Regions from separate parts of the Mus musculus genome. Here region 2 is linked to region 1. The links are chromatin loops, found by intact Hi-C in ENCODE. Cell type or tissue: left cerebral cortex. All regions are shown on one strand. Links, peaks and the distances in the headings refer to the core of each region. The heading gives the core; the rest is flanking DNA.

What was found. Peaks named below come from ENCODE experiments on the same cell type or tissue, not always from the same donor. Only the 100,000 strongest peaks of a DNase experiment are listed, where the experiment ranks them.
Region 2: a loop joins it to region 1, with 2.4 times the contacts of the local background. A loop is called at or near these places in 2 of 42 quality-filtered maps.

What each region holds. Positions count from the first base shown.
Region 1 is chr1:36,779,479-36,790,194 of GRCm38, reverse strand. It overlaps Zap70 (zeta-chain (TCR) associated protein kinase), which reads right to left. Exons shown (of 13, transcript NM_009539.3): 9 at 10,304-10,510; 10 at 9,166-9,358; 11 at 8,936-9,076; 12 at 8,737-8,849; 13 at 7,375-7,734. The coding sequence ends at 7,611. Among named protein-coding and RNA genes, the nearest start is that of Zap70, 23 kb to the right of the region's middle. In left cerebral cortex, for the core only: CTCF peaks have their summits at 3,591 (motif pointing left), 4,680, 5,376 (motif pointing left) and 7,428 (motif pointing left); DNase peaks (open chromatin) are centred at 3,627, 4,773 and 5,359; H3K4me3 peaks cover 933 bases; H3K27ac peaks cover 639 bases.
Region 2 is chr1:37,172,130-37,182,845 of GRCm38, reverse strand. It overlaps Vwa3b (von Willebrand factor A domain containing 3B), which reads right to left. Exons shown (of 28, transcript NM_001370828.1): 23 at 8,900-9,011; 24 at 7,226-7,350; 25 at 5,380-5,517; 26 at 3,629-3,729. Among named protein-coding and RNA genes, the nearest start is that of Gm37020, 27 kb to the right of the region's middle. In left cerebral cortex, for the core only: a CTCF peak has its summit at 4,751; DNase peaks (open chromatin) are centred at 4,827 and 8,739.

The DNA.
Region 1 (10,716 bases), core at 1,342-9,341:
GCTGAGAGCTAGATTTTGAGGCAGGAGAACAACGAAATTCAAACAGACAGAAACCTAGGACAACAGTTTAGTAAGATACTCTGGCGTTTGCTACCCAGCTCCACATCCAGGGGAGGAGAGTGCCAACCTCTGGAGGGCGGGGGAGGGGGTGTGTGCTCCAGAGGGCTTCCTGTCATGTCACCTTTCAGTGGGCCCAAGTCTGCCACATCCCAGAACCATCTCACGAAGGGTGCTAATGCCTGGGTCTGGATGGCTCTGGGAGCCAGAAACCTACATAATCACACATCCCACCAGACCCCGAGCTGGCTGGGGAGTTGCTGCCTCTAAAGCCCAGGGTGGTTTATCCCAAGACAGTAACTGGGTGTACGCTAGTGCAGCTGTCCGCAGCAAGGGTAAATCAACCGGGTACCCAGAAGGGAGACCACGGGGCAGAAAGGCAAACTAAAGTTTCTTCTGAAATACCCTTTGCCGCCTGAAGACACAGCCCACAATTGGGGTGCACCTTCCCACGTCAATCAGAGAAGCTCTGCAGATGAGGTTCCCTATTCAGTCCAATTAGTGTCAAGTTGACATTAAAACCAATCAGCGTCATTTAAGGAAGTTGGGCAAGGGATGGACACAGAGCACAAAGGAGCACTGTTTGCTGGGCTTGCTCTGTGGGCACCTCTGCCTGCTTTCTTATACAATCCCCTGGGCAGCAGTGGTGCCACCCATAGCAGGCTGGATCCCCGACATCCATCATCAATCAAAAGAATGCCCCCACAGACGTGCCTTCAATGAAGGCTTCTTCTTGCCAGCTGGCCCTAGTGTGCATCAACTTGACAAAAATTTACCATCACAGAGGTTAACTGACCTCTGGTCAGGATGTGTTCCAACAGTCAGCTGGCTTACAGGTTTCATCTGCACCTCCATGGTTCCCGGCAGACAGGAAGCAGCATGACCATACTAAAATAACCATTTGGACAGTCCTCCGAAGCTCAGCCCTTCCGGAAATGCATCCCATAGGAACCCTGCTTGGGAAGGAGGCGTTGAAACCCAGCAGCCAAATCCTGCTACGTGGAAATGTGGAAGAGTCAAACCGATGGAGACCCACAAGACAAGTGTGTGGACTGCTCAGAAAGTCAAGCTGTCGGTGACCCCCTAGATGCTGCTTCAAGGCTGACAACAGTAACCAGTGTGTATCTTTTGGCCCTGAATAAAGACAGGGTTTCATTATGTAGCCCTGGCTGTCCTAAAACTCACTCTGAAAACCAGGCTGACCTGAAACTCACAGAGATCTGCCTGCCTCTGCTGGGTTTAAAGGTGTGCGCCACCACTGCCTAGTAAGAGTGTAATTTTTTAGAAAAAATTATTTTTATTGTTTGTGTGTGTGTGTTGTGTGTGTATTGTGTGTGAGAGAGGAGGAGGGGGAGGAGAGGGAGAGAGAAGGAAGAGAGAGAGAGAGAGAGAGAGAATACATATTTGTTCATTGCCAAAACTGTTTGATCACTGGACCTGAAGTACCAGACAGTTGTGAGTCTCCCGATGTGGGCACTGGGAAGAACAATGTTATTAACCACTGGGCCACTTTGTCCAGCCCCCCAAAGCTTACATGTAATGGAAAGACAGTAGCAATAAAATTATATATTCTGAAATAAATAAAACAAATAGCAATCTTAGAAATGAAGAGCTCAGCAGATAATACAGCTGAGTGGCAGGTGCGGCAGGGCAGGGCAGGGCACGCCTTTATCTCAGCAATCAGGAGGCAGAGGACTCATCTCTGTGAGTCTCCAACCAACCAAGGCTACACAGGGAGACTTGTCTCAGAAAAAGCACTGCGGGGCTGGTTGTGAGCACCTTCTGCTCCTGCAGAGGACCTGGGTTCAGGTCCCACCACCCACACGGTGGCTTACAATCCTCTACAACTTCAGTTCCCAGGAGATCTGGTGCAAGAAAATAAATCTCAAAAAGGCCATCTCTTAGAAGGAAATATAGGGACCCTCTCAGGCCATTAACCCTGAGGTGACTCCACAGTCTGGGACGGCCCCATCAGGGCTTTCTCTTCCCCCCCCCCCCCCCAAATTTTTTATTAGGTATTTTCTTCATTTACATTTCAAATGCTATCCCTGTGTTCCCCTGTACTGGGGCATATAAAGTTTGCAAGACCAAGGGGCCTCTCTGAAGGAGTTACAGAGACAAAGTTTGGAGCTAAGACAAAAGGATGGACTATCCAGAGACTGCCCCACCTGGGGATCCATCCCATAATCAGCCACCAAACGCAGACACTATTGCATACACCAGCAAGATTTGGCTGAAAGGACCCTGATATAGCTGTCTCTTGTGAGGCTATGCCAGTGCCTGGCAAACACAGAAGTGGATGCTCACAGTCATCTATTGGATGGAACACAGGGCCCCCAATGGAGGAGCTAGAGAAAGTACCCATAAGGGGTTTCTAAAGGAGCTTTATGCCTCTGGAATAAGGTGAACGAAGCCACACCTGATGGTTTTCTGTTTCTTTTCTACATGCACTTGGCTAGAAGTCTTCATACTTCCTGCATTCGCAGTGGTAATCTCTCTTTTATTTCTGGGTGTAAAGTTAATATTTTATTCAAAGACGACATGCAATTGGGAGCAATGTGGGATGAGGAGATGGCAGAAGAGTTGAAGGGGGAGGGGAGCATCAATAAAATCAATTTATATTGTATGCATGTGTGAAACATCCAAAGAATAATAATATACTTTAAAAGTCATTTCTGGCTTTGATTTGACAAGATCCAACATTGTGGTGCTATAAGGGCAATTAAAAAAAGTAACAGGGAAGAAAATAGTCTAATAAAATATTGAGGTATTATAATAAAATATCATCATAATAAAATCAATAGAATATTCTATAAAATATGAAATTTAAGAAGTATACTTGTGAACTTCCAAGAAGACAAAGAACTAAGAAAATTCTTTTTTTAGCTCTAAGGGTTGGAGAGATGGCTCAGTGGTTAAGAGCACTGACTGTTCTTCCAGAGGTCCTGAGTTCAATTCCCAGCAACCACAAGGTGGCTCACAACCATCTGTAATGGAATCTGATGCCCTCTTCTGGTGTGTCTGAAAATAAATAAATCTTTAAAAATGTTCGGCCTTATTATTATTGTGTGTAAGCATGAAGCGTTGTCTGTCTCCAGAAGTCCTCTGTCGGCTCCAGCAGAAAGTCAGTATTCATTACCCTACTCTGTCTAGTCCACTCTGTGGCTGCCCCAGACTACCCACGTGAAGGGAGCACAAGGCCCGTCCAGTAAGGTCCGGTTACTTCACTTCGAATGATGCTTCAAGGTTTCACATATTATAGCAGGTGCCCAGATTTCACTCCTTTTATGGCCAAATAATCCTCCCTAGCCGTTCGGGATGAATTTGGCTCATTTATCGCCTGGTGAAATAGGCTCATGCATTTTCTCTCTCCAGTATTCATCACTGCCAAGAACCGTCTCCTCGCCCTGCTCTCTGTGCTTCTGAGAAGCTAAAGAGCCTGCTCAGCAGTTAGCAGCATGTTCTTGCAGAGAACTGGAGTTCAATTCCTGACACCCATATCTGGTGGCTCACAACCACCTTTAACTTCAGCTCCAGGGGCTCTAGCGCCCTCGTCTGGCCTCCCTGGGCACTGCATTCAAGTGCGCAAATCCACACTGACATGCATATACAACATCAAAAATAGACGCGTTTCTCATGTGTGTGGTACATGTGTGGTATATGCATGTTCATGTGTGTGTGCTTGTGGAGACCCAGTGGAGGAGGAGATGCCAGAAGCTCACATGGTGAGACATGTCACCACCCAGCCCTACACCCCCCACAAATCAGCCACCAGAGTCCTGAGCCGTGGGGCCTGCAGATCGCCCACCGTATCTATTCATCAGCTGGCTCCACCCAGTTCAGACTCTCAGCTTAACAGGTGCTACAGACATAAGTCCCCAGTTTCCCCCAGAGCCCAAGTCCAAAATAGCTGTCCCTAAAGCCATGCCACCTCCAAACCCACTTGGTCTGAGGCCCTGTCCCATCCCTATAGGCTGTGGGATCCCAACAGTGAGCCTAATGGGCAGTGCAGACTGGGGACCCACTCGGGAGGCTGAGGCAGACAGCGCATGAGTTGAAGGCCAGCTTGAGCCAGAAACTGAGCAAGCTGGGGGAGAGCTTACCTAGTACGTGCAAAACTTGGGGTTCATTCCCCTGCACCCCATAAAACTAAGAATGCTGGCCCCTGCCTGTAATCCCACCACAGGAAGTGGAGGCCAAGAGGAACAGAAGTTCAAGGTCGCCTCTAGCTACACAGACTTTTAGGCTATCCCGGACTTCAGGAGACCCCGGCTCAAAAACAAATAAACGAAAACGGGGGCGGGGGAGGGGGCTGGGGAGCAGGCGGAGTAAGTTCTGTTCCCAGCACTTGAAAGGTGGCCAACGACCATCCATACCCCTAGCTCCAGGGGACCTGACACCCTCTTCTGACCTCTATAGTCACAAGCACGCATGGGATGCACCGACGTACGTGCAGGCAAAACATTTACAGGTGCAAAAATAAAGCCACGAAACTGAATGGTGACTGAGTCACGCAGTCGTTTCTTCTCCGGACATGTAAAGGCTGCGAGTACAAGGCAGGAGCCATCAGCTACAGAATGTCGTGGTCTTGCTGGATCAGGGGCGACATCCACAGGCAAAGCAGAACCTGTGGTTAAGAGAAGTCTGTGAGACCGAGGGACGGGGCTGCAGGAGCAGATGATACTGGAAAGGAACAAAGAAAGATGTCCCTCCGTACAGCCTCGTGGGGCGGCGGTGGGCTCAGTCCTTACTCTGAACCATTCTTCTGCGCTTTTCCTAGGCTGCTGCTGCCCCTCCCCCTCCTCCTGGCTGCTGGTGGCAGAGAAAATGGGAGGGTTTCTCTCTAAAGCCAGGTTCAAGCGTCAGGGCTTTAAGCGTCCTTGTAGTTCCCGGTACCTTTGAGATCTTCCCACTGGTTTTTCTACATTTACTTTCCCTTTTCAGTCGACGCGCCCATAGAGAAACTGAGGCACGGGAGGGCTAAACAACCTGCCCCCGGGGCAACTGGGGCTAAATCTATAAACAGCAAAAAAGCGTGCCACACTAAAGCAGAGGGCTACGCTAAAATACAAAGGCGCAAGAGCCTGGATGTATTCTGCGAGAGGGTGCGGAGCCCGGGTCCCAGAGGCTGGCAAGAAGCATCCTGCAAACCGGCCTGGAGTGAACCCTCTGCAGGCGGCGGAACTGACGGCTGAAGATCAGAGGCGAGTCTGGATTCTGTTCCCTAGCCAGAAGCTGCCAGAATAAGGACAGGTGAGCGCCCTGTGCCAGGAACTGAGCCCACCTTTGCTTTTACTGTGGCGCCACCTTGTGGCATTGTTTTAGAACTACAACCTCTTCAGAGGATTCCGTCATTGCCAAGCCTTTCCCAGTGTACTAGATACCCACGTGGATGTTTTAATACCAAACCAATTAGTGATGCAGACGATAAAATAAATAAAAACAAAAACGTATTTATTTTCTTAAACGTTTGTGCAATAATATGTGTCATTGGGCTGGAGAGATGGCTCAGCGGGTAAGAGCACTGACTGCTCTTCCAGAGGTCCTGAGTTCAATTCCCAGCAACCACATGGTGGCTCACAACTGTCTGTAATGGGCTCTGATGCCACTTCTGGTCTGAAGACAGCGACAGTGTACTCACATGCATTAAACTAATTAATTAATTAAAATATATAATTATCCAATAACAAGTGAATTTTAATGCAACTGAAATATTTGCAAAAGAAACCATTTCCAGCAGCCACAAAATCCTACCACTGAGGAAATTTCTTTCTTGATCAACTTATTAGTTTTAAAGAGATTAAAGACTGTTTAAGTTTTAATATTGTCTATGAATTAGTAATACAGCTTACATATGCAGTAGTAACGTCACCTTCTAATGAAAAACGCATATCTCCCTATTCTCAAGGCACTGCTAAGGGGTTTTCGCTTGGTTTTGTTCTGGTTTTTTGAGTTTTTTTTTGTTTTGTTTTGTTTGTTTTTTGCCTGTTTGGAGTGTGTGCTGTTGATATAGGATCTCATTATGGAACCCAGGCTCGCCTGCAACTTATAACCTCCTCATCTCAGCCCCGTCAGTAAATCTTCAACACAAAATGAGGCAGAGTAGGGAAGTACTCAGCACTCAAGGGTGCTTACTGCCTTTCTAGAGGAACCAAGTTCGATTCCCAGCACCTGTGTCAGACATCACAATCCCAGGAAATTCCAGCTCCTTTGGCCTTCCCAGACACCTGAAAGCATGTACAATTCACTCCTGAGACGCAGACAGACAGACAGACAGGCAGGCAGGCAGGCAGGCAGACAGGCGCACCGTCACGCACGCACGCACCTAGGAGTACAGAATGAAAACTAATAGTTAAACCAAATTAAGCTCTGTACTGGATCTAACGTTATTGTCTCAGCATTGTCCTGCTGACCCTATGTGCGTGTGTCAAGGCTCCGGGGCTCCTCGCTGCCCTCAACCCCATTTAACAATTCTCCTGTGACCCTCACAAAACTTCCAGAACCTTCCCAGAGCATCTGGCTTTCCACCACAAATAACAACAAACTTTACTTCCCCAGAATTCCCAGCAAATCTCACCTCTCATTGGCTCTAAGTGTGATATGCCCCCCCACCCCCGCACCCTGCCATCCCCAAGTCACTCTGGCCAAGGGAAGGAGGCACTGATTTGCTGCTGAGGGAGGAGCCAATCTCGCTGAGGGCACAGGTGGCAGGCACAGTCGAACCATTAGAATCCTGACTCCATCTCACCTCACCTGTTGGGGTATGCCCTCCATTATTTCTTGGGTAGGGAAACTGAGGCAGTAAGACTTGGGGAGTTCTGAGTGGGACTCTACCTGAACTGACCCTGGGGATATGGACTAGCTGTGACTGTGGGGGCGGGCCGGGGCAGGTGTGGGGCAGACACTGGCAACAACCCAGTCAGGACAAGTATAAGAACTGGGTGTGAGGACCCCCTAAAGAGGCCAGAAAACCTGTTTCAGCTGGCTGGGGAGGGGAGCAGGTAGTCTGTAAAAGCCTCTCCAGGTGATTGATCCTGGTGTGTAGCTGTTACAAAAGAGCCCATGGTGTCCAATCTGGGATGCTGAGGCCCCTGACATACACAGCCCTTAGCACTCAAACCCACCCTGGCCTCCATTTCCCAGTTTGCCCTGACACCTCGTTCCCCTGATGATAACCCTTCCACAGCCTTATCTTCCATGGGGCCCCATGGGGCTGGACCTACTGACAAGATTGCTACGTTTTTTTCTTACTGGTTCCACTCAATTGCCCAGCCCTTCCCAGGCTCCTGGCCCTGGTCGAGGGAAGATGAGAATACTCAGCCAAGAGAAGTGGAGTTTATTCTGATGCTGACAGTGACCCCTGGAGGACTCTGGGCTCCCACTCAGAAACAGCGGAAGTAGACTTTGGGAGCACACATCCTCTCAGCCCACTGGTGATGTTTACCAATATCCCATCAGCCCCAGCCCATGGGGCGGGGCGAATCACATGGGACAGTCGATAGGGCTCCTGAACACAGGTCATCCTGGACAGAGGGTGTAGGGAGGCTTGGGGCTCAGCCACATGCAGCCTCGGCCACCTGTTCACACTGTGGGGGTCCCTCGGCCCGGCTGGCCAGGCTGTAGTAATAGTTCCGCATACGTTGTTCCACAGTCAGGAAGTCGGGGCGATCCTCCCACCTGTTGGGAAGACCCAGAACCCAGCCTCAGCCAGAGGGCAGAAAGGTACCAAGGGATAGGGAGTTGGGGCAGACTTTTGGGGCTCAGAGGAGGGAGGGCTGTTGGATGAGGTCTCCTTGGTATGAGATGGATGGAATTCTGGGGCGCCCAGCCTTAACAAGCAAAGCTGCTGCCTTACAGAACACGGATAACAATGTCATATTGAGTGTTGTCCAGGAGGTACAGAAACTTCAGAGTGGACAGTCCTGCCCACAGGAAGCAAGGATGTCAAACACAGACAGGCTGGGTACATGAGCCAGGTGTAAGCTTACACAGAGGCGGGTATGTGGTTTGGGATGGGGGTATCAGAGCACGAGCAGGTTTGACTGGTGGGGAGCTGGTTCGTGGTGCTGGGATGGGATCCGGCTTGGGTGTTGTGGGTCTTTTCTGAGAGAGGCTGAGTTAGCCTGAATTGAAATGGGATGCACCGACCAACCCATCCCTGTCACACGGACTGTTCCAAAGTCAGCGCCGTGGTTGTTTCGAGGCATATCAAATGTTGGAACAGGGCAGCTTGTTTGGGTATCTCCTTGTCATCTGGTCTGGGTGGCGTCGAGTGACTGAGAATTAAGTGTATTACGCATTTGGCCCCGGCACTCGTGGCTTCCCTGCGTCCTTGGTCATTGAGCGTCGGCCATCAATCAGTAGGGATTGATAATGAAGCACTGGAAAGTCGTCCTAGATGTGGGACACTAACAACGCACTGGGTGACAGTGTGACATGGTGGTCTAGGACTCCGGGAACTGTGTGCTGGTGGCAGCAGGGCCGTGGCTGCATTGCAGGGCCAGTGTGTTGGGAAGCCAAGCACAGATGGGGACAGATTAAAGGAAGAAGCCGGGTGTGACTCTGTGAGTGGAATACTAAGGGTAAAGGTAGCGCTGCCTGGGCTTGAGGAGATCCTCGCTAGGCTCAGGGCTGTACGGCCACATCCCCGCCCCCCCCCCCCGCCCCCCTGGAACTCACTTGTAGATCCAGCAGTCACTCATAAGTGCATACATCTCAGGAGGACACTCCGGCGGACATTCCATCCTCTTACCCTGCTTGATGAAGTCCAGGACCTCGGGGCCCTTCATTTTCTGCTCAGGCCAGGGACAAAGGCATTCGTGTGTGAGGAGCCAGGGTCCACCTCCCCAGCCCACCGTTGCCAAACTGCCCAGCCTACCTTGTAGGGCTTCTGGCCATAGGAGAAGGCCTCCCACATGGTGACCCCATAGCTCCAGACGTCACTGCGGCTGGAGAACTTCCGAAAGTTGATGCACTCTGGCGCGTACCACTTCAGAGGCCACTTCCCTGCAGACCGGGCCTGAGACGGGGAGGAACTGCTAGGACCGGAGCTTGGGAACCCTCCCCCACCAGCCACCTCCACCTGGGCACCACTGGGGTGGCACTCACTGTGTAATAGCTGTCGTCAGCACCCAGGGCTTTGGACAGGCCAAAGTCGCTGATCTTGGCATAGTGCCGATTGACCAGTAGAACATTGCGGGCTGCCAGGTCGCGGTGCACAAAGTTTTTCTCCTCCAAATACTTCATGCCCATGGCCACCTGGTGCAGCAGTTCAGCCACATTGCTCACAGGGATCTCCTCCCTGGGGTGGAGGGGATGGTGGAGTCAGTCTCCCTTCCCATGGGGCATGGGTGTAGAAAACCTGGGCATCAGTGATGTGGCTGGCATGTAGACCATCCTTGTTGGCAGTGCCAGATGCTAAGAGCTTTATTACATGTTCAATGTTTACAGGAACCCTGGGCACAGTTCCTGCTATCGCCACCATAGTGCACGTGGGGAAACAGAGTCAGGAGCTCTTCTTTATAGCATGAGTGTGAGCGTCAGAGTACACATAGGGCAGGCATGTCCAGGAAGAAGTAAGGGCAGGTGGTGTGCACTGTGTCTGTCTGTCTGTGTGTGTCTCTCTGTATGTGTGTGTGTCTGTTTGTGTCTCTGTGTCTGTCTGTCTGTCTCTCTGTGTGTGTCTCTGTGTGTCTGTCCATTTCTCTCTGTCTCTGTGTATGTCTGTGTCTGTCTGTCTGTCTGTGTCTTTATTTCTCTGTGTGTGTGTGTGTGTCTGTGTCTGTCTGTGTCTATCTCTCTGTGTGTCTGTCTCTGTGTCTATGTCTCTGTGTGTCTCTGTATGTCTATCCATTTCTCTCTGTCTCTGTGTGTGTGTCTCTGTGTCTGTCTCTGTCTGTGTCTATCTGTCTGTCTGTATCTTTATTTCTGTGTGTATGTCTTTGTATGTCTTGTCTGTCTCTCTGTGTCTGTCTCTGTGTGCCTGTCTATCTGTCTCTCTGCCTCTGTGTATACCTATCTGTCTCTCTGTGTATCTGTGTGTCTCTCTGTTTCTCTTTCTCTGTGTGTCTCTGTGTGTGCGTCTGTCTGTGTCTCTGTGCGTGTGTCTGTCTGCCTCTCTGTCTGCCTCTCTCTCTCTCTCTCTCCCTCTCTCTCTCTCTCTCTCTTTGTGTGTGTTCCTCTATTTCTCCCCCCACCCCCACCCCCATCCCTACTCCCCCACCCCGTGAGTGTCCCCCAGGCTCACTTCTTTCCCAGCAGGAACTTGTGCAGGGGCCCGCCTCCCGCCATCTCCATGACCAGCATGAGTGCTTCTGCCTGGCACACGCCGATGAGCCGCACGATGTAGGGGTTGTCGAGCTGGTGCATGATCTGGGCCTCTCGCATCATCTCATCTTTGTCGGCCTTCTCTGTGCCCTGCTTCAGCACCTTGATGGCCACGTCAATCTGCTTCCTGCCCAGGTGCGAGGCCACAGACAGCTTGGGTGGGAACTGGGCCAACACAGGCCACACCCGGCTCTCTTGCTCCACCACCCCCTACCCTCCACTCCCAACCCCCACCCCACCCACCCCAACCCCCGTCAACCGTGCACCCTCTGGTTCACTGCCAAGCCATCCGTTCCCAGAGATACCTGAACTGTCTCAGTCAGAGACACCTTC
Region 2 (10,716 bases), core at 895-8,894, 390 kb before region 1:
AGAAACATATCCCCAAATCCATGGAAGACACAGAGCTGCTCAAAAGAGAGACCACAGGAAGCTAATGTTTGTGCTACAGGGAATAGTGAGCTGACCACAGACTCAAACGAGCTATATCACCAAGTCCTGGGAAATTCTTCCTTCTGGCAGTCTCACACACAACAGGGTCCCCAAGATCTCACAGTGCCAATCAATCAGATGGATTTTTTTTTTCTGGAGCCTAGAGAAAATGATTAGTCCTACTTGGCTTTCCTGAAACCACATTTGGAATATTGTCACTATTGTTAACTAGTGCTACTATGACTATGAAATCAAAAAACTTCTCAAGAGCACATTTTTCTAGGGATCTGACTTGCCCGGGCCTTGCTCTGTCAAGTAGTCAGGGCAGACTCCCTGGAAGGATTTGCAGCCAGCTACAGGGCACCAGGTGTCTAAATTCTGCTCAGGCCTGTCAGATGCCCTAGTCTGGAGATAGCATCGTGACACCTGGTTAAGGTGATTTCCCCACAGGGAGAAAACCAGAAGCCAGAGCATCAAACCCACCAGGTGCCTTCCCCTGCAGCAATCCGAGGCCACAGTGCTCTGATAGGAAGGAATAGGACCCCAAGAGAGAAGGCCAGGGACATCTCTGCCTGGGTGAGGAGAAAGGATGCCAAAGGGGTAGGGTGGGAGAATTCTTCCTGTTCTGCCTGCTTCTTAGAGTTTCTGACATCTCCAGAGAAACAACACATGTCTTCTTGAAAAGAAGTGTTCTAGACCGATTAGAGAGTATTCTCACTCAGAAAGGGTAGGTATGACTCTATAGAACACGGAGGAAGAGGGAAGGCAGAGAAGTCTTGTCCCCTCAGCAGAGCTGCTCAGTGGGTGACACAAGAGGCGAGAAGCAGCTGCCTCCCCCTGCCCCCACACGTTTCCTGAGGCAAAGGAATGGAGGCCAGTGCTGTCCTTTGAGAGCTAGACTTTTGCTAATGGGATGGCGTATTTTGCAAGACCATCTTATCAAAGGTCTCGGAGAGTCACTTAGCTGTCAAGTAGGGGGTGGGAATGGAAAACTGCGTGACCTCTGACTGGTCAGTTTTGATCACAGAGTTCGTCTGAATAGTTTCCTTCCCATCTTTTCCTGTGTAAAACCCTCCACTGAGGACCGGAAAGGAATCTACCTGTCAGTCGCCACTCGCTGATCTACCCAGGGATGTGAAAGTGAGGGGGCCCTGGCTTGGTATTCACTGAAGAATCAATCCCTGAAATACTGTCCTGTGCGAGTCATGACCTGTGGTGCATTTCTTTAATGACATGTGTGGAGAGCCATGCCGCGAGCAATCGCCATTATAAGATGGCACTGGCTTCCACTGTGCCTAACTAGTAAGCAAGCCTTGTGCGCAAGTGCGAGAGTGAACTCACGCCTAGTCACTGCCCATCTCGGGGCGTAGTAATGAGGTGATGGGTGAGCAACAAATCAGGAGCTGACACACCACATCAGGTGCTGAAACACCACGCTGAGGGCTATATAAGCAGCACCATTTTCCGGGGTCTGGGTCTTCCCTCCTTAAGAAGCAATAAAGCTTGCCACAGAAGAATCCAGTTGTCCCAGTGTGTTCTTGCCGGCGAGAACGATAGCTCAGGACAGACATGTAAACATGAACATGAGAGTCAAAATTCTCATGCTTGGTATAACAGCCGGAGGACTCACTACAGACATGCAAAAGGAGATGGCGAGTACGTTAAGTGAGACTTAGGTACCAGCAGAGGACATAAAGGAGGATCGAGGCTAGAGAATGGCCACACTGGATTGTGGTGTTCAGCCCTGGCTATAGAAGCAGACGCTGATTAAGCTCTGGAGTTAGCACGTTGAAGATGGCTCCTGCCTGTTGCTCCTAGAATGTATCAAGAACAGAAAGAAAGAGAAAGTGAAGAGTCAATGACTCTATCTCCTGTGTAAAGCTCTAGAGGTGAGAGCAGATAATTAGCAGCCAAGAAATTTAAATAAGGCCCAGGGAACATGGGAAGCAAAGATTCTTCTTCATATGGGAAGAAATGGGTTTTAATTAAAATGTGATTGATGATAATGTTGAACTCAGTGAAAATAGTCAATACCTAGACTAGTATTCATATTGCTTTATCATGGACTAGAGTTTAGAAAATGTTTGTCTCCAAAGGGTCACTTGCTGCAGGGTTGGCCTTCAGTGTGTCCCTGGGAGAGGCGATGGGTCCTTTAAAGGTGAGACAGTAGGAGACAATTAGGTCATTGAGGACTTAGCTCCTTTAAGAGATCATTGTGGTCTCTTGGAATGAGCAATTGATAGATAAGAACAAACTGACCTCCTCCATAGTCTCTAGTGTCTTCATCTTACCATGGTAGCCACCATGTTCAGACATGTCCAAGAAGGCCCTGACCAGAGGCCAAGTGGATAGTCACCTGACCCAACTTTCCACTTTCAAAAGTGAACTACAAACACCTTTTTTAATTTGAAAAGTTCCTAGCCTTAGGCACTTTGTTATATCGACAGAAAGTGAACTGAGATCAGGTCTAGAGCAAGGGAAATTTTCCATAACGAAAACCCACCCAGGATGCAGTAGTGTAGATCACCCTAGTATATGCCAGAAGCTAGCTAGGTACCAGGATATTTCGTGATAGTCAGAATGTTTGAGTTCAGTCTTAGACTTTCCCAGGTGGCTAAGAAATCGTCTTCTGGGAAAGTAACACATAGTTCATGCAAAGCACAGAGACCTGGTGTTGGGAAGGAGTTAGTATGCCCTGGAGGGCTCGTTAGGAGTGACTAGGGATGAGTGAGACCCAGGAGACAGGCTACACCACACTAATACGTGCCTAAGATGGGTGGCTGGAGAAATGAATCAGTGGTTAAAAGCACCCAGAGGACACAAGTTCAATTCCCAGCATCCACACGGTAGCTCACACCTGTCCATAACTTCAGGTCAGGGGGACCCAACACCCTCACAAAGACACATGCATGCAAAACACCAAGGCATTTAAAAATAAAAAGGTGGAAAGATTAAGATAGGATTAGGGGGGCACAGATGGGCATGGGATTTGAGGACTTTTAAATGAGGGAGATGGTGCAAGAACAATTTGCATTCAAAGAAGATTAATTGGTTGAGCCCCCAGGGAAGATGCCTGGGTTTGATGGGTTTGGGGCAGGCCTGGGCTGGAGTAGCTCAGAGCTTCTACAGAAAGCACTGGGGTGCAACAGAGCTGAAGGACAACTCCAGGCTTGGATCGTCATAACCTAGAGGCACCTTGGGCATGGGAAATGGCTAGCAGATTCTAGACAATTCCATGACTCGTGGGGAGGATGATGAACAGAGAGTCCAGAATTGGGAGCAGCAAGCTCTTTCTTTTCATGGCAGGGTTAGATGTTTGTATGAAGGACCAGTGAAAATGACATTGGCTCTGAGATGGGAGCTAGACAGAGTGAGAAAGAACAGCTCAGCTGGAGGACATTGATCATCACAGAACTGGCTCTTCCATCTCCACTCCTCTCACCTAGTCTCAGACAGCATGGGTCTCAGCGATAGGATATTGTTTATTCCAGTATAAGCAATAAATTGCTTGTAAACAAATAAAGAGATACTTGTGGATACCTGAGAGGTGTGGGTTGGGTGTACTTACCCTGCTCCGTTCTTCTCAACCAGGGATGAGTGTATCATTGAGCAAGACAGGGCATACTTGTTTTGGCTGATCTTAATGAGAGCACTCCGAGGGCAAAATTCCTGCAATAGCACAGAAAGAGGTCGTGTCATCGAACCCAGGAAGTCTGCACTTCGTGAATAGCTTTATTCCAGCTCAAGCCATCTTCACAGCTACCAGTCACTACCCTGCTGAGAGTGCCACTCAAAGAGCAGGTTAAGCTCAGAGTTTGCATTATAAATTTGTTGTTGTTGTTGTTGTTGAATTAAAGCCAGTTTTTCCTCTCTGTCATTCCTCTAAATTCCTGGTCAATTGCTAAGTCTATCTTGGTTATATACATAGACACACATACACACACAACATGCACACACAACATGCACACACAACATGCACACACAACATGCACACACCACATACACATAGACATACTACATACATGCACACACCACACACACATAAGCATATACTACATGCACACACCATACACACATATACACACACAACATGCACACACCACACACACACATAAGTATACTACATGCACACACCACACACACATAGACATACTACATGCACACACCACACACACATAGACATACTACATGCACACAACACACACACAGACATACTACATGTACCATACACACACACATACAAGCACATACTACATGCACACACCACACACTACATACACACATGCACACTACATATGTGCGCGCGCACACACACACACACACACACACACACACATACACACACACACACACACACTTTTACCTTTGCTCCAACCTCAGCCATCTCTTTTCTGAAAGTCTTGCTTTCCCACGTGAGGTTTCCAGAACCTTTATGTGTGTGCTTTCCAATGTCCTTTCCCCTGACTGTAGCATTCTGGTCCCCAGGGCCCTTTTGCCCTGGGGTTAACAACAAAGTCACTCCCTGGAATCTGAGACCTTTCTTTAAGGACCTCAGGCCATCCTGTGCATATCTCCCTGTTCCCTGAGGCATGCTTTGGGACACCATTTTACCTGTTCCTGGCTTGCTTGCTCCCATGTAGATATACTTAAGCAGCACTACACATGGGATGCTCATCCAACAGACAGACCATGAGGTGGCAGAGGAGGACAGGGCTGAGAAGGGCCCAAGGAGTGTCTATATCTACAGTGCTTGCAGAGGAGCACAAGATGATACCCAGAAAGAGTGGGGAGATGACTCAGTGGATACGAGATTGCTGTGCTAGTGTGAGTGGAGTTTGGATCCCTAGGACCCATGTAAAGGCTGCATAGGCATTTTTTAAGGCAGCGCTAGAATCTCTGGCTAGCTAGATGAGCTGAGTGAACTCCAGATTCAAGCAGGAGACCTGTCTCAGTAAATAAAGTGGAAAGTGGTAGAGAGGCAGACAGCAGTGGCAGCCTCTGGCTTCTACACATCTGGACATGCATCCAGACAGGTGCATATAACACATACAGAAAGGGGGGGGGATGAGAAAGGGGGCAAGAACAGAGATAGAGAGAGAGAGAGAGAAAGAGAGAGAGAGAGAGAGAGAGAGCCCAGAGTGAGCCTGTCCAGCCATCTACTGCAGTTTGACAAGGAAAGCCAAGTAACTCTCCCACATAGAAACAAGGAGAAGATGTGCTCTCAGCATGAGCAGAGCCCAAACCCCAAGGCATTCTCGAGTAGGGGAGGAGACAGCCGTGCTCCCTATGGCCGGCTTTCTTTTTTGGGTGGCTGCTTACTCTGCGGTTGTTACACTTCAAAACTGTGTAGAACTTCTCTGAAGCCACGTTGTGATTTGGAAGTGCTATAACAATGGCGGGGACGTAGAAGTCAAATCCTTTGCTTGTCATGATTTTGGCAAACACGTAATCCCCAACCTGTAGGAGAAAGCGCACTTCGCAGCAAATCTTTTGTTCACAGAGCTCATACATAATTTAAGTTTCTTTCAAGACAACTCTAGATGACTGGCAGGTATGGGTGAGAAAGTCATATAGAACTTTTTTTTTTTTTAAAATCAAATAAGAAAGGGATCCAGAATTCTCTAAGCTTATTTGGCCGCACCTACAGTTTTGGGGAACACTTTGGAAAACCCAAGTTTTGGTAGGCGTTTGGCAACGGGCAGGGGTCCGGGGATAGTCATCAAGATGGTAAGGATTCAGGAACTCCCAGAGATTGGTAGAATCAAAGACTGGGATGAAGGAGGACCTAGGGTGTTTGATATAAAGAGATGGGGACCGTGTCCTCAGTGTCAGAAGGGTTGTCCCCTGGACAAAGAAAGGAGTGGTGTTCCAAGTACAGACATGGAAGCCATGGGGAAGATCACTGTGATGGTTTGTATATACTCAGCCTAGGGAGTGGCACTATTAGAAGTGTGGCCTTGTTGGAGGAAGTGTGTCACTGTGGGTGTGGGCTTTAAGATTCTCATCCTAGCTGCCTGGAATCCAGTCTTCTGCTATCAGCCTTCAGAAGATGCAGAACTCTCAGCTCCTCCTGCACCATGCCTGCCTAGATGCTGCCCTGCTCCCACCTTGATGATAATGGACTGAACCTCTGAATCTGTAAGCCAGCCCCAATGAAATGTTGTCCTTTATAAGACTTGTCTTGGTCATGGGATCTGTTCACAGCAGTAAAACCCTAACTAAGACAGTCACACACAGGTACAGATGGTTTTTGCAAAGAGGCTCTCAGTGATCAGGGGAAGGGTGCTGGAGGCATGTTGTGGGTCTGAGCCAGGAAGTAGGAACAGGCCAAGGCTAGCCCATTTGACCCCTCCTTGGCTTGTGCCATGCAAGAAAACAGCAACATGAGTCTTCGAAGGGCTTTCCTTCTGTGCCCTGCCATCCCACCTGGGTGTCAAGATGGTGGCAGGAGGAAGGACCAGGCATGGTGTAGTGCTTATGCATCTGTAATCAGATGACAACACATTGGTATGTCTCATTTGTGGAAGGCACACTGGTGGGGGGTGGGGGATCACTGCATTATGACGTAACAGGCCAGCAGTGGCCAGCTACAAGGTCATGAAAATCACTGGTTCTATCATAATGGATGCAATCTTCCAAGCTGAAAGCTTCAGGAGTCTGGGAGCCACACAGGTTATTTCTACCTTGAGACAAGTGTCTTGAGATAGTATATAGGCCACTGTACACAACGGCCAGCTACGTATGATGGAGTTGGCACATCAGTCACCAGCAGAGAAATTACCAGGTGATGGGGAAACTACCTGCTGCTCTTCCTGCCCAAACACAAGCTCCCTGCTGGAGCCAAGAGGGAACTTAGCATCCTCTGTAATCTAAAACCTGTGGACAGTATAAAGCAGTGGTTTTCAACCTTCCTAATGCTGCAGCCCTTCAATACAGTTCCTCATGTTGTGGTGACCCCCAACCATAAAGTTATTTTGTTGCTGCTTCAAAACTCTGATTTTGCTTCTGTTATGAATCATAATGGAAACATCTGTGTTTTCTGATGGTCTTAGGCAATCTCTATGAAAGAGTCATTTGTGCTCCCCACCCCTCCCCAAGAAAGGGGTTGTGAACCAGGTTGAGAAATGCTGGTATAAAGTCTCAGAAGGGAGCAGAGAGCTGGTACCTGAAGTTGTGGACAGGGCATGGCGCCCCCAACAGGCATGATGAAGGAGATGGGCACGACTTTGGTGTCTCCGTACCTGAAGTCGACCAAGGCGTGGGAGGAACTCACACATTTCTTCACAACCCCTGGAAGAGTCAGAAGAAACAAAACCCTGTGAGGACAGTGGTGGGTTTGCTCCCGCTGTGCTCTGTGCTGGGTCTCGTAGCATATGTCTGTTTAAATGAGCACAGCCTTGTGATCCCTGCAGGAGGAAGAGAAGAGTCAGATATAGTTTGATACCTGCTGGGGCTGAACGCAAAGGAGAGAAATAGAGTTTTCTGGTTTCAGAGGTGCGGGAGGAGTGCTTGCTCACTCAGTACCAGCAGTATCCATCCTGCTGGCTGTTCTGCAAACATCTTCCTCCTGGGCACCTCCCATAACCAAATCTCCTCATCTATTTATTCTAGTCCTATGCCTTAGAGACTGAGCGCAGGGAGTTACACCGCTAAAGTAAAGAGGAAATCTCAGTGCCCAGCTCAGTCAGCTTTTCATTTAAGATTAGATAAATGAAAAGGTAACTGGACACATGCCATGGCTTTTCTAAAAAAGGAAAAAGAAAGGAAGGGAGGAAGGAAGGAAGGGAGGAAGGGAGGAAGGAAGGAAGGAAGGAAGGAAGGAAGGAAGGAAGGAAGGAAGGAAGGAAGGAAGGAAAGAGGGAAGAGACCAGCAAGTAGTTTGTTTTTTGGTTATACTCAAAGAGAACATTGCATTTACTTTTTTAATCTTATAATTTTATTTATTTAGAAATGGAGCCTCATTTGTAGTTCCGGCTGGCCTAGAACTCTAACTAGACCAGGATAGCCTCGTGTTTACAGAGCTCTGTCTGCCTCTTTCCCCCTAAACATTGGGATTAACAGCATAAGCCACCATGTCTGGCCGATTTTATAATCTTTTTTATGTATGTGTATTGCTGCGCTGAGGACTGAGCACAGGAGCCTGTATGTTTAAGGTAAGCACGTGTAATTAACAGAGGCTAGCATGTGATCACATGCCATCGGCACCATGATCTTACCAGGGGTTTGTAAAGATGGGGCAGTTGAGTGGCCACAGTCAAACAGCTAATACAGGAAAGAGGGAGTTCAGATAAAGGAAAGCTCGAGGTTAGCTGGCCAGAAGTATGTTTAAAGTGGTACCCCAATTCCTCTGATTCTTTTTTCCATTGTAATTTGTACCTATGATGCTGGGCAGAAATCACTATGATTTTTCCAAGTTGTCCTCTGACAGACCCCACACACATACGCACACCCACACCCACACACACACACTCCCTACACACTGAGGCTTATGTGCCCACCCTTCCCCCACAAATAAAACAAATAAATGTAGACAGGCATGCTCAGAATATTATACATATACATAACACAGTAGGTTATAAAATAAATTATTCACTATGCAAATGAGAGATGAAAAGAAATGTCATTTTCTAGTACTCTTTTGCCTCATGTACGGGGAGGAAAAAGAAGCATTGTTTTATTTGAGAAGCAGACTATCTTAGTGTGACTCATGAAGCATCAGTGTTCTGGGGAAAGCTCAGGCTGGACCGGCCCTCTGCTCCTCAGCAAAGTGTAGGCTGAGCCAGCCCTCTGCTCCTTGGCACCATGTTCATTAGTAAACAAATCTGAAGGATGGACGTACCTGGAAAATAGAAGCCATTTTCCTCACATCTGGCAATGACCTTCTGGCCTTTGAGAGGGTCTAGTTTTCTTGATTTGATTTTCTTCGTTGGATACCCTTGCAATTTCTGCTGCTGAAAAGGACCAACAGTAAAAACTGATGAGCCAAATGTAACACAGACAGTAAAATCATGAATGGAGTCAGCCTGTGGTCACTTCTGCTCCTTTGGGGCGCCTCTGTTCTAAGTCTCCTCCTCCTCTTCCTCTTCCTCCAGCATTTTCATATAACTTTATTCTCTTTTCCTATTCATTCATTCATTCATTCATTCATGCATGCACGCATTCATTCATTTACTTTACATCTCCATCCCAGTCCCCTCCTCTATTCCAGGCCCCACACCTCCCCTCCTCTTCCCCTTCTCTTTCTTCTCTGATAAGGGAGGAGGCTCCCCTGAGTACCAACCCGCTCTGGCACATCAAGTCACTGCAGGACTAGGTACATGTCCTCCTCCTGAGGCCAGCCCAGGCAGCCCAGTTAGGCAAACAGGATCCACAGCAAGCAAGAGTCAGGAACAAGCCCCACTCCAGTTTGCTGAGGGACCCACATGAGGACCAAGCTGCACATCTACTACATATGTGCAGGGGGCCTATGCCCAGCCCATGTATGTTCTTTGATTGTTGAGTCCATCTCTGGGAGACCCTAAACATCCAGGTTAGTTGACACTCAAGTCTTTTTGTGGAGTCCCTGTACCCTCTGGAGGTCACCCTTTGCATAAGGGTTCACTTTGGCATCTATCTATCTATCTATCTATCTATCTATCTATCTATGGTTTAGAGTGAAAGAAAATTGGGTTACCTAGTTGAAGAAAAGGGAACCTTCTTTTTAAAGATTATACCTACAACTAGACTTGTTAAGATTCTAGATGGCTTCACAGCCAGACAGCAGACTACTTAAGAATTGTGGCCCAGCTGGGCGGTGGTGGCACATGCCTTTAATCCCAGCACTTGGGAGGCAGAGGCAGGTGGATTTCTGAGTTCGAGGCCAGCCTGGTCTACAAAGTGAGTTTCAGGACAGCCAGGGCTATACAGAGAAATCCTGTCTTGAAAAACCAAAAGAAAAAAAAAAAAGAAAAAAAAAAAGAATTGTGGCCCAAACTGCTGTCAACCTAGAACTAGAACTATAAGGAGACTGTGCCTTCAACAGAGAATTCAATCCACAGTTAGCATCTCTGATGGATAAGTGTGAAAACACAGGGTTTATTTAGAAACACAGTGGCCCGGGCCGCACAGAAACGAAACACGTGGGTTATGCCTGGGTTATCCTTAGTCCTCACTCCGCCTGCCTGGGAAATCAGCCTACTAGAATGGACCAGGCTTTCAAAGTTCTGGAAGAAAATTCCAAGTTGGAATTCTAAGTCCCAGCAAACTACTGACCAAATCAAAGGGCAGATTGAACAGAAAATCACCTCCTTAAGTAGAAATGTTCCCCTCCAGTACATCTTGCCTTAGGAAGCTACTTGGAAATGTATTCCAGCAAAATGAGGGCATGAAGCAAGAAAGAACAACACAAAGAATCTAGGATGCAGATTCACTCCAAGAGATCAGGAGAAATCTCCAGGGGACAGATGTGTATGGTCAGACCAGCAGGAAGTCTTAGGGGGTGGAGGGTAAGGACACAGGAATCCTGAAAATACATACATCTATGCATACATACACACGTAAAATTGTGCACACAAATCTAATGCATACAAAAGTAATAATTTAAATACAGACAAACTTGTAGCACAACCTTACATAGAAAGACACAAAGGTTAAAGAAATCATTTTCTCTTGATCCTA